Regions from separate parts of the Mus musculus genome. Here region 2 is linked to region 1. Evidence: chromatin contacts called from ENCODE POLR2A ChIA-PET data. All regions are on one chromosome and are shown on one strand. Each heading gives the region's core, a stretch centred on a gene start or an enhancer-like site at or near the end of the contact. The rest is flanking DNA. Distances are from core to core; before and after follow the strand shown. Region 1 holds the start of Flna (filamin, alpha). Region 2 holds the start of Arhgap4 (Rho GTPase activating protein 4).

Region 1 (6,316 bases), core at 2,183-4,682:
GCGAGCCCCGCACCCACTCCCTGCCCCCAGCTCCCGGGCGATTTTTACCAATTAAGGCTTTCTTGCCGGGCCGGGCGCGGGGCGGGCGTGGGGCGGGGATGCAGCTAACAAGAAGGCGGGAGGCAGCGGCTCATTCGCGTGGAGGCGCGCAGCGCGCAGCGGACGCCAGTGGAGCTCTGAGGCTTCCGGCGCGGGCGCGAAGAGCTGGGCGCCACCCGGCGGTTAGAGGGACAGCAGGTGAGGGCTCTGTGGTCAGCTCCACGCCAGATAGTCTCCAGATAGTGGATGCAAGGCTCCTGAGCTGGGAAGAGGTCTGGAAAGCGAGAGGCCAAGACCAGGAGCAGGTTGGGTGTGGACTCAGGTCCCAGGCATTGCGTTGGTGTCCAGAGATAGCCTTGCATAGTTTACCACAAACTTATTGTGTCTATGTCCAGGAATCCAGGAACTCGAGCCTATGGGGGGAGTCCTTGAAAAGGGGGCTAGTATCTGAGCGTTTGGCAAGAGATGGGTACAGGCATGGGTGCCCATAAACTGGTCATTGTGTACCTATCCCGGAAAGGTCTTTTAAGACTAGTACCCTGATTAGGATAAGGGTGAGTGACAACTTGGAAGGACACTTTTTAGTCAGTGTCAAACGTGGACACAAGAGAGATGAAACAAGGGTGGATACAAGAGTCCTCTGCTGGTTTGGCTATGGGGAGCTGATTCCAGGGCTGTGGCAGGGGCATGGCCAACTAGATTTTTCAGTCTGGGTTTTGGGTCCTGTCTCAGGTTGGTTATGCTTATGTCATTGACGGCCAGGACATAAGCATCAGCATTCCTAGATACCAAAGTCAGACTGGGGCCAGAAAAAGTGGGTGGAATCCACCCGCAGTCAATTGCAGCTCCAGTTTGGCCAAGGTGTGAGCTCAGGAAATCACTGTTCTCTTCTGCCACACCTGGATTTGCTTTAAGGGAACTGGTCTCACTTTGGGGATTTTCTGTTTCCTTCCCTCCTGGCGCCCCCTGGCTACACAGGTCTAGAAATAGCTCTTCAGGATCCCAGTATAGCTGGTGGGCTTGGGCCTATAGTTCCCTGTGGGAGGGCCTGGTCTGGGGTCTGAGAGGAGTGGGGTGGGGAGGTGGGCGGGGTGTGTCTACCATCCAAGAATCTACTCCAAATAAGGGAAAATATGAAAGAGCTGGATTTTGGCTTCCTGGGGCTGCCTCATCTGGATCTTTGGGATGGAGCGACATCTGGTGGTGGCACTTGTGCACTCTAAGGCTAGGACACCCCCCCCCATTTCCTCTTTTCCCCCTAAATAGCCAAATCATAGGGCTGGAAGCTAGGAAACTCAAGTTCTTTGTGCTCTATTACTATGATTCAGTTTTCCTTGTTCTCTGTACATTAATGAACTCATGTGATCCAGCCAAATGGCATTGAATGAAAAATCATGTATTAATGCAATTCCGTACATGGGGCTTTGCTCTCCAGTAGATCAGGGGGACCAAAAATATTACCCTAATTGTGTCTTGAATAACATGGCTGGAAGTTTCCATTTGGGTTATCCCTGCACAGTTCTGCCATCATGTCCCCCAACTCAACCTTTGGCTCACTTGGTGCAGATATTTATGCAGGTGACTGGAGGTAGAATGGGGGGGAGGGATTCTGTACTGAAAATGTTATTTGACTGGCGATATCATAGACAATCTCAAGATGACTATGCTGAAAGGTTCTGCCCATTGTGATCAAAGCCCTATCATAGCCCTACCACAGGCAATGAAGACACTCCAGGCTGTGGGAGAGTCAACCATATTTGGGCATGACATGTTGGTCAACCCAAGGCCTCTTTCAGCCACTGGTCTTTATCTATCTATCTATCTATCTATCTATCTATCTATCTAATTAATTTTATGTGCATAATTTTGCCTGCATTCATGTCTGTGTGAAGGTGTCATATTCCCTGGAGCTAGAGTTACAGACAGTTGTAAGCTTTCATATGGGTGCTGGGAATTGAATCTGGGTCCTCTGAAAGAGCAGCCACTGCTCTTAACCACAGAGCCATCTCTCCAGCCCCGGCGGCCACTGGTCTTAGAATTGAGAAGTAGGGACAGAAGCCTGTCTTTCTGGAAAAACAATTTAACATTCTGGAGAGGCTTGAAGTACAGAGTAAGTAGATGGAAAAGTCTACCACGGGAAAGACATAGGTAAGATGAATCCCCTTAACTAAAGAGGATGGTTGGGAGTATCCCCTACAGTTTTCTTTTTCTGTATCTTCGCTCCTTTCTGTCCCAGCACAGCATCCTCATCACTATCTCCAGAGAATATCTATCATTAAATTAACTTTTAGTGAGTAGCTTCACACTACTTAGGGAACACACTCAGGCTCCTTAGCAAGCCTTGATGTCTGGTGACTCTCCTTTCTTCAGTAATCTGGGACCCTCTCCCTGAGCCCCTCCACATCTCTAGGGTCACAGCAAGGCTTGGGACTGTTCAGCCAGAGAAGACCTCTCCCCCCAGAATTCCTCAGGGCCCAAGGTAGAACAGTGAGTATGGCAGGTACAAGGTGTACAGATCTACATGCATCACAGGGCAGGCAGGCAGGCAGGCAGGCAGGCGCCCTCTGATTGTGTGCATTGGCATACCCTGGACCTTTGGAAAGCTGCTTGATCCTGTAGTGCTGGTGGCCACTTGGCCCAGTGCTGGCCCCATTTCCTCGCGGATGGAACTAGGCAGTAGAGAAGACGACGGTGGGAATGGGCCTGTGCAGGTGTGCAGGCCAGGGTCATGGAGACTGGGAAGACCAAAGGAGATGGGTAGGGAGTGCCAGGGCTCTGTGGGTGTCTATGTTAGGTGATGAGAGCCCTGTCTGACAGCATACAAAGAGCTCTCAGCAGCGTTAGGCGCTCTGGAAGGGTTCGCTCACAGGATTGCTTTACTCTGCTGTGGATCACACTGTGGCTGAGAACCCTAAGCTCGGGAAGAATAGAGAATGTAGAAGAGGGTACAGGGTCAGGGCGGAGCCCAAGTGATACCGGGACATTATTCGCTCCGCCTTCTGCAGGGACCTTGGGGAAAGAAAGTCCCTTGTAAGGGTGTGCCTGCTGGAGCTGAGCAATTCTGTGACAGAATTGCTCAAGCGTTCCTAGATCTGGGGTCCGTTTCCTGTAGTACTGTAGCGGATGTTGCCAGACCTTTTTGTGCTCTTTGGGGCTCAAAGACCCTTTCTGAAGCAGCGGGGCTGAGTTGCTTTTGGCGGAGTGCAGAGGCAGCTTCGGGGGATGGGGGCGGGGGGCGTTGTGGGGCATTCCAACGGGAGGGGCGAGGTGGGGCGGGCGCGGCCCAGAAGCCCCACCCAGAGGCTCCGCCCCCAAGGAAACTTTGCCTCTGGCTCCGCCTTTCGCATACATTTAAAGGGCTCGCTCTTTCCGCAGTGCAACCTCTGTTCTGTGCCTCGTCGTTCATGCTCGGAGGTGCCTACTGCTTTAATTAAAGGGCCGTCCCATCGGCGAAGCTGCAGCACCGCCCCTCCGTTCCTCGCGCCTCAAAATGAGTAGCTCTCACTCCCGCTGTGGCCAGAGTGCGGCGGTTGCGTCTCCGGGAGGCAGTATCGATTCACGGGACGCGGAGATGCCGGCTACCGAAAAAGACCTAGCAGAAGATGCACCGTGGAAGAAAATTCAGCAGAACACATTCACCCGCTGGTGCAATGAGCACCTTAAGTGCGTAAGCAAGCGCATCGCCAATCTGCAGACGGACCTGAGCGATGGGTTGCGGCTCATCGCGCTGCTCGAGGTACTCAGCCAGAAGAAAATGCACCGCAAGCACAACCAAAGACCCACTTTCCGCCAGATGCAGCTCGAAAATGTGTCGGTGGCGCTTGAATTCCTGGACCGTGAGAGCATCAAGCTCGTGTCCATAGGTGAGGGCACGGGCTACACTGGGGCGCTGAGTGGGTGCGGGCGTGGTCGCAACAAATTCTTCCTTTCTTCTCCTCTAGAGTCTCTCCTAGTTGTCTTCCCTAGCTGCTGCACACAACCAAGGCTACCACTAGGCCCCTTAGCCGCCTTGTTCTTTGAGGTCCTCGAGAACAAAAGGCTGGCCTGGCGAGCATGCGAACCGCTACGCGCCCCCGCCCGCAGCGCCTTGCTGGCCTGCTCCCAGGCTGAGCTCACATCCTCTGTAGGCCGCGCCCCCAACGCTGCACCCGAGGTGGGACAGGCACAGACTAGGCTTCTGCCTCTGAGAGCCGCACCCCATCCCTGGGATACCCATGCTTTCCACCTACAACAATTTTAAAAGTACCCTTCTAGCATTTGGCTGCCTCTGCAGTTCTAAAGTGAAGGTTGTAGCTTGTTCTCCTATTTATGTAGGACTCCCTCAACTTCTTGCCCTGGAACATGCTTCCCCATTGGAGATAGTTCAAATCCCCAGTTTCTTTCTTTCTTTCTTTCTTTTTTTGCTGAACTTGGAGGGGGGCAAAGAGATATACTGCTGGCAAAACTGTACTCCAGGTGTAATGAGTGTGGTTGACTAAAGGCACGAGCACTTGGTTGTTAGCTTTGCTGTCTATCATGGATCAAATTCTTGTTTCATTGTAAACCTTGGTTTTGTACATCTAGAATGCAGAGATTGGTTGAAAGGTGCTCCAATGTGCACAGGGTTTACTGCTAGTCCAGTTCCCAAGTCTTTGAACTGGAGAGGTTGGCATTGGTATTGTCTCTTGCAGGATCCCATGCTTTTCTCAAAGTAGGGGCTGCTCATGGACAGGCACCAGAATTGTTATCTTGGGAATGTGGAACAGGGAGAGTAGAAGAGTGGACCTTTACTCCATAATACAAAGGGTTTTCTATTATCCTTACAACTTTGGAATGGTACATGCTAGTTAAAACAGCGAGGGACCAAGGCCCTTCAGAGAGCAGATTTTAAGTGCTGAGTTTTTTTTTTTTTTTAAATGCTCATAGAGGTGTGCCAGTGGATGTATGAAAACTCACCCCTAGTCCCAGCCTCAGTCTAGCCAGCTGAGTCATTTCTAAGTCTTGGAAGGGGGCAACCGGATGTGGGGAGGCAGGCCACACCCCAGCTCTTTAGGGGGGGTCTCCTCCCTCCTTCTTTCTCCCCTCCTTCTTGTGAGCTGGCTGGAGCAGGCCTAGTTCCCAGAGCTTTGCCATATAAGGCAAAAAAATGTTGGAAAGCAGCAGTGATTAGGGGAGGGAGGGGGCCGGCTGGCCCAGGGGCTGGGGATAAGGGGTGGGATGGGGCGGGGCCATCTTACCAAGCTGCTTCCCAACACTGGGCCCTGATCCTCTCCTCTTGGGAGGGATATGAAGCTGGCATAGCTCACCTAATCAGACCAGGGGAGGGACCAGATGTACCTTACTGGGATGATGGGTCTGTCTTTGTTCTTCCCCTTGGAGACTACTAAGGACCTATGATCTCCTTGGGGGTTTTTGTGATGGGCCTGTGGCTTTGTTTGGTAGGGTAGGATCTTTGTGTCCTTGACTTTTTTTCAACTTCCTTTCCCATCCTCTCTGTATTTTGGAACAATGAAAAACATTCTCGAAGGGCCAGGACCAGTTTGTGAATGGGAAAGATCACTCTGTTTGAGAGGCTCAGATAGCAGTTCTCCAGGTGCTTTCCCACTGCACTGGAATGTTACCTGCTCTCTCAGTGATATCCTAGTTTTCATGACCATTCTCCATTGACTCACTAGATAAACATTCTCTGATTACAGGGAAGTCCTGTAGGGTTTCCAAAGATGAGCCTTAGAAAATGCTACTCACCATAAGCCATCCACCCTTGAGGAGGTTAAAGAGGTGGCTTTGGGTGGGGCTCAGGGGAGTTGCCATAGTGATGGGTGTTTAGGGTGCCCGCCCTAACCACTTCCTTTGTGGTAAGCCTGGTGGCTGCCTGAGACCTAGCCCGTTAGGTGGCAAGTAGGCTGGGTGGTGAGTAGCATCTAAGCAGGTTATGCTGAAACAGCAGGACTTAAGAACACCACCCAAGGCCTCTGCAACAGGGGTTCCCAAGTGCTCTTTGGCACCAAAGGCAGGCTAACCCAGCCTACTAAGGACCTATGGTTTCCTTGGCGGTTCTACTCTTCCTCTTTCAGCTGGGCAATGGGGGCTGTCACCCCAGAAGTTCCCTATAAGCCTCAATGAGTCAGAACTAAACATAGTTCCTTTGACTTGTGGCCCCCTTCCCCAAGCTAGCCCTCTTTTGTTCCACCTCCTATTTACTAGTTTGGGGGTAGAGAGACAAGGAAGTAGCAAAGGGTGGAGCTCGCACCCTTTTACACAAGGATCCTTGCCAACACTTCCTCTGTCTTTTCCCCCA
Region 2 (6,119 bases), core at 1,171-3,670, 340 kb after region 1:
GAGAATCGAGTTTGATTCCCAGCACCCACATGGATGTTCATGATCATCCGTAATTCCAGAATCTGGAGATTCTGATGCACACATACAAGTTACACATACATATACACATAAAATTAAATGAAGAAATCTCATTTTTTTTTTTAAAAAAAAGCCAAAAAGGAACAGGCCAGGTATGCTGGCACACGTCTTTAATCCCAGCACTTGGGAGGCAGAGGCAGACTGAGGCCAGCCTGGTCTCCATAGTAAGTTCCAGAACAGCCAGACCTACATAGTGAGACCCTGTTTCCAAACAAAAGGAACAAGAGCTAAAGGAACAGAAGCAGTTTCACTCATGGCTTCAGATGCCAAGCAAGTGTCCCGAAAACAGCCAGTCACTAAGTTTTCTGTTTTGCTTTTCACTCAGTTTCATGCAAAGGGCTGAATGGGGCACCGTTCAGATTTCTGGATTAAGGACTAAGAATATTTGAAGGCTAGTTCAGTAGCCATTTCTTGTGTGCCTGAATCCTGGTCTGGCTCTGCTGCTTGGATGGGTGACTTCTAAGGATTAGTTAAGGGTCAGAAAGAAGGGAAGACAGGTAGGGTGGGTTGCTTTAACTAATAAAGGCATTGGTGCCTGATTTACTTTAGTATGAGGCACTCTTGAAATAAATGTCCTGACAAAGCAAGTTCATAAGGATGGATGTTCATTCATGTGCTATGAGAACGATACAGGCTTGCTTACCTTGGTGGAAGATTCCAACATTGCTACTTCTGAGACCAGCTTCTGGAAGTCCAGGACTTGGGCTTGCCAACATTTAGCTAGCTTCTAGACCATTTCTTCAAGGTTCTGTGAGCACCAACAGCATCTTAGAGAAGGGCTTTGGTATTGGGAGCAAATGGAGATCAAGAACAAGATTGAACTTGGGAGGCAGAGGCAGGTGGATTTCTGAGTTCGAGGCCAAACTGGTCTACAGAGTGAGTTCTAGGACAGCCAGGGCTACACAGAGAAACCCTGTCTCGAAAAACCAAAAAAAAAAAAACCAAAAACGAAACAACAACAACAAAAAAAAACCAAGATTGAAGCTGGTGAGATGGCTCAGTGATAAGAGCTTTGACTGCTCTTCCAAAGGTCTTGAGTTCAAATCCCAGCAACCACGTGGTGGCTCATAACCATCAGTGATGTGATCTGATGCCCTCTTCTGGTGTGTCGAAGACAGCTACAGTGTACTCACATATAACAATAAATAAATCTTAAAAAAAAAAAAAAAAGATTGAACACAGTTGAAAGTCCAGAACAGTCTTCCCTCCTGCCAAATCTCCATGTCAGGCTTACAAGTGCTCACATGCACTTTGACATCCATGCATGTAAGTACAGGTGTGGATGCCCTTGTATTAGTACCTTCAAGCATGTTTTGTAAGTTATCTTGCCTATCGCCCACAGTCTGTATACCCCAGGGCTTTCTCTCCAATGAACTAAAGACAGATGGCTTGTCACCTGCCTCCTGCCTTCCTAATTGACTAGAAGAGCCTGCTGTGGTTGTGCACATATGCAATCCTAGCCCTTGGGACAGAGGCAGAGTTTGAGTCCAGCCTGGATTGTGTAAAGCCAACCAGGGCTACAAAGTGAAGCCTTGTGAATGAGACAAAACAAAACATGACAAATTAATAAGTAGATCTTGCCTTATGACTTAGAGTTGATGGGGGTGAATAAAATCACCATCATCCTTGGATAAAGGAGGCAGTAGGAGTTGTTTCTAGGCTGGTTCAAAGCCCCCACTGGTATAGGTCCCTACAGGTGCAAGATGGAAGGGAAAAGAGACAAAAATAATCTCTTCCGGCAGCAGGAAGTGGTAACTACCTATGGGGAAATGAGGCTAGTTCTTTCCTTTGGGGCTGAGTAGAAGGGGAACTGTAGCTGAACCCCGCTCCCTCCCCCTCAGGGGGCCCAGGGAGAGCATAAGCCTACAACTTCCCATTCAGCTGTCTGAACTCCCATAGGCCTCACTATGGGCTATGACTCTGGAAGGAGGGTGGCATCTGATGTCCAGGAAGGCTTCAGAGGCAGACCACCTAGGAGCCTGGAGCAGCTATGGTGCCATTGTCCATTAGTATTGAGGGCTAGTGGCCATAGGGGTGTTGTCTGACAATGGGAACCACAGATAGGTTTCTGCAGATAATGAGGAACAGCAGCAGGTGGTCCCAGACATGTTGAGGTTGTCTTGCATTGCTGCTTTATGTTGACTCTTTGGGCTCAAGGTATCTAGGTAGAGGAGCAACTTGTCTCAAGAGAGATGAGCCTGAAAAGGGGTGCCTAGACTTTCAGAGGCCCACCCGGGCAGTGCCAGGTCCAAGTCGCCCCGCCCCTCCGGGGACTGTGCTGGGGGCGGGGCTGGCGGGGCGGGGCCCGCGGAGGGTGCTGGCCTTGGCGCCCCTAGTCCCTGCACTTGGCGGTCTCGCCTCGCTTCCGCGTGGGAGCATTGGGACTCGAAGTCGCGAACGGCCTTGGGCCATGGCGGCGCACGGGAAGTTGCGGCGGGAGCGGGGGCTACAACCTGAGTATGACGCACAGGTCAAAGGTGAGAGGGTGCTTTAGTCCTGGTTTACAGGGGAGACCCCAAGTGTCCGCTGCTGATCTCAGGGGTGCCTGGAGCAGGGTGGAGAAGGGAGTCCAAGCCCTGCTTCTTGAAGCCTCTTTGGCCTCAACTGCCTGCCCAAGCCCTCCCTCTCGCCTCCTTAGCCAACTTGGGTCGCCTGTTGCTCACTCAGGCAGCAATGACTGTGGTAGCCCGAGGGAAGGACAGACTGAGAGGGTGGCTTTCTAGTTGGAGTATAATGGGCCACTTTGACTTTGTTGGTAGCCTGACACCTCACTCTTAACACCACTAGAATCTATGAATTCTTAGCACCTTCACCTCCCTTTGGCACTGTATTAGCTTGCAGGTTTAGGGTGGTTGGTCTTGGGTCAAGCTAGGAGACTGAATATGGGTTAGAGAAATTCAACTGGGATGGCTTTACAGCCTTAGGCTATTAGACCTCTGGATTTGGGCAAACACTTCTATGCAAATCACATGCAAATGAGCTTTGTGAGTTCTTTGCTGACAGCTTCATTTCTTCAGGGTGTGGTAGGTAACTCTTTCACAGGAAAGGAGGCAGTGTCTAACCTCCCTCACCCCCACCCCCACCCCCACTTGCTTGTTGCTTCCAGATATCTTGGCTCTCTTCCTATTTCCAAAGACTTTGGATACAAACACAGTGACTTACCTGTCACAGAGCACAATGGCTCATAAGAGAAGAAATAATATGATCCTTGGAGTTTTCCAACCTGTAGATGAAATTCCAATGTACTTATTTGGTGCAAGCAACTTATAACAAAGTGTATCTTCATGATGTGTTGCTGTTATAGTGGAGAGCATAACTGCCTTTGAAAGTTTGACCCAGACCTCCTCATCTTGGTGTCCAGAGGCAGCTTGAGGTGATTGCAGAGGGTGAGCCAGCAGATGGAGACAATGATTCCATCCTACTTCCTCAAAATGTCCTGAAGCCTAAGGACCTTGAAATGTCTTCAGTCAGCAAACACAGGCCGGTTAGTTCCCATCAAGAGAAATTGGAGTTTGGCCCTAGAATATCTTTTAAATGGCCCTTGCTCACTCAGGGTGTTCAGCCTTTGTGGCTATTATTTCTCACCAGCCTCCCTCAAAAGAAAGTCTTCCAATCATGCTGGAACAGGGGCACTGTTTTGGCACTCTAATTTCTAAAAGGTCGCATAGTCGTGGTTTGGAGGACAATGCATTCTGCTTTGCTGGTCAGCAGAAGTGAGAGTGAATGCCTGGCTCACAGGAAGTGCTAGGGGGCCTGGGTCCCAGCTTTGCAATGCAAATATGCAGGATTTCTCACTCTTTTTTGTCAACTGTTTGTTTGTTTGTTTGTGTGAGTAGGATTGGAGCTTGGTATGTACAGCAGGATAGTATTGAACTCATTATTTTATTCAGGCTGGCCTGGAACTTGCAACATCCCCTGCCTCAAACTTCCAGGGCTAGGAATGACAAGCATATGCCATCACACCCAGATTTTTTTTTTTTACTACATCTATTTTGCTGCAGCCTCTGTGACTCCCTTATTGTATATGAGAGAAGCAGTCCTTGCCCTTCTGAGGTTCACAGGTCTGAGGAGAGAAAAGCAGTAAACAACCAAGTGCACAGCTGATTTCATGTATGATAATAGCCACTACAAAGGACAACCAAGGTCCCAAGAGCACACTGGGGCTAGACAAGGGCCAGAGCTTGGTTGGGGATCAGGGTTTTTTGAGCTGAGATCTGAAAGCTCTGCTACAACCTGGAGTCTTGGAACAGCAGTTTCCTGCCTTCTGTGGACCTCAGATGCAGTTGGCTTGTAATCTATAGCTCTTTGACAGCAGCTGGTGTGCATGTTCGGAAGCAGAACTGCTATTGCTGTTACTGGAGAATCCACACAATAGTGTGATCTGCTGGTGCACTCAGCATTGTGCAGCTCTAATAGGTCCCTCCATGAGTAGCAAGCACATCCCTTCTGGAACACAGGACAGGCACTGTAAGGAAGGGCCTGTTGGGTCCTCTTGGGACCCTACTTGAACTTTAATTGCCATTCTTTAAACCCTGTTATTCTCATTTAGTGGAGATTTCCCCGATAGAAGTCAGCACTCATCCTAGCGAGTGGCTGGCACAGCCCACTTCAGAGACAGGAGACTGGTGGCAGTAACACTTGGTATTGTGGGCTCTGCTTTGCATTGGCTTCGGTGTTAGGAGTTTCCATACATACACACCAGTTCCCATCTGCCTAACTTGTACCCTTAATGGAAAATTAGCAATTTCAATGACCTGGTTAAAGGTGATCCCCAAAATCCACCCCCAAGGGAGTCCAGTGGGTGGTATAAAAGGCTGATGAGTGGGCCGTGCATGCAGCTGGAGAAGTCGGTATTACCATAGAGTGGAGTCTGAGAGCAGGCAGAAGACATACTGAGAAAGGAAATCAGATAGGAAGATGGGAGGTCTGGATAGGAAATACCTAACAAGGCTTTTCATCTCATAGCTCCAGGAAAGTCACTGTCAGGATAGAAGTCCACCCATTCTGATTTCTTTACAGGGGGTTTCTTTGAATAGATACTCCTGGGTCTTACCTTTCAGACTTGCTCTCTGAGTCCCAATGTCCACCATCTTTTCCTTAGACAAGTGAAATGTAGTAGCTGCTCCTTGGGCTCTATACAGTAGCTAGAGGGACCCTGAAAATGAAATGAGACCACTGTTTGGCTTATATCTCCTTGGGCATCCAGATGAGCATTCTAGACCACAAGCTTTAGGTCATCTGCTCCCTCCCAGATTCCTCCCACTTGCTTTTCGTATATATACTTTTAAAAATATTTTCTCTCTCTCTCTCTCTCTCTCTTTTGTTTTGTTTTTCGAGACAGGGTTTCTCTGTGCAGTCCTGCTATTTATTTATTTTTATGGATGAGTGTTCTGTCTGCATGCCAGAAGAGGGCATTGGAAATTATTATAGATAGTTGTGAGCCACCATATGGTTGCTGGGAATTGAACTCAGGACCACTGGAAGAGGTGCTTTTGTTTTTGTTTTTGTTTTTTTTGGGGGGGGTTGTTGTTGTTGTTGTTTTGAGACAGGGTTTCTCTGTATAGCCCTGGCTGTCCTGGAACTCACTTTGTAGACCAGGCTGGCCTCGAACTCAGAAATCCGCCTGCCTCTGCCTCCCGAGTGCTGGGACTAAAGGTGTGCGCCACTACCGCCCGGCTTGGAAGAGGTGCTCTTAACTGCTGAGCCATCTTTATAGCCCCTTGTATACTTTTTTAAAAGGCAGTGTCTTGTGTAGCCTAGGATAACCTCAAGCTCACAGTGAAGCCAAAGATGATCTTGAATTCTGATACTCTTGCTCCTACTTCTTGAGTATTGAGATTATAGTACACCACTACACTTGGCCCATGTGTCCATCTTATAAGTACCCATTGCTCCTGGCCATTCTACCATGGCTCTTTTCCCATGCTGTCTGTCTCCCACTATGGTCCCTGCTCCAGAGGAACAGGGACTGTGTCTAGAATATGCCTGGAATGAAATAGATACAAAATCACATTGCACTAAATGAAGGGATCAAGTAATGT

The links. ChIA-PET counts read pairs that join two places held with the same protein, here RNA polymerase II (POLR2A).
Region 2: POLR2A ChIA-PET joins it to region 1 with 6 read pairs in Patski. The contact joins the promoter of Arhgap4 here to the promoter of Flna in region 1. POLR2A ChIA-PET finds 5 or more read pairs at or near these places in 3 of 5 experiments (Patski and embryonic stem cell).

Annotation. Positions count from the first base shown.
Region 1 is chrX:74,243,650-74,249,965 of GRCm38, reverse strand. It overlaps Flna (filamin, alpha), which reads left to right and starts at 3,432. Exons shown (of 46, transcript NM_010227.3): 1 at 3,432-3,902. The coding sequence starts at 3,530.
Region 2 is chrX:73,907,599-73,913,717 of GRCm38, reverse strand. It overlaps Arhgap4 (Rho GTPase activating protein 4), which reads left to right and starts at 2,420. Exons shown (of 22, transcript NM_138630.2): 1 at 2,420-2,555. The coding sequence starts at 2,489.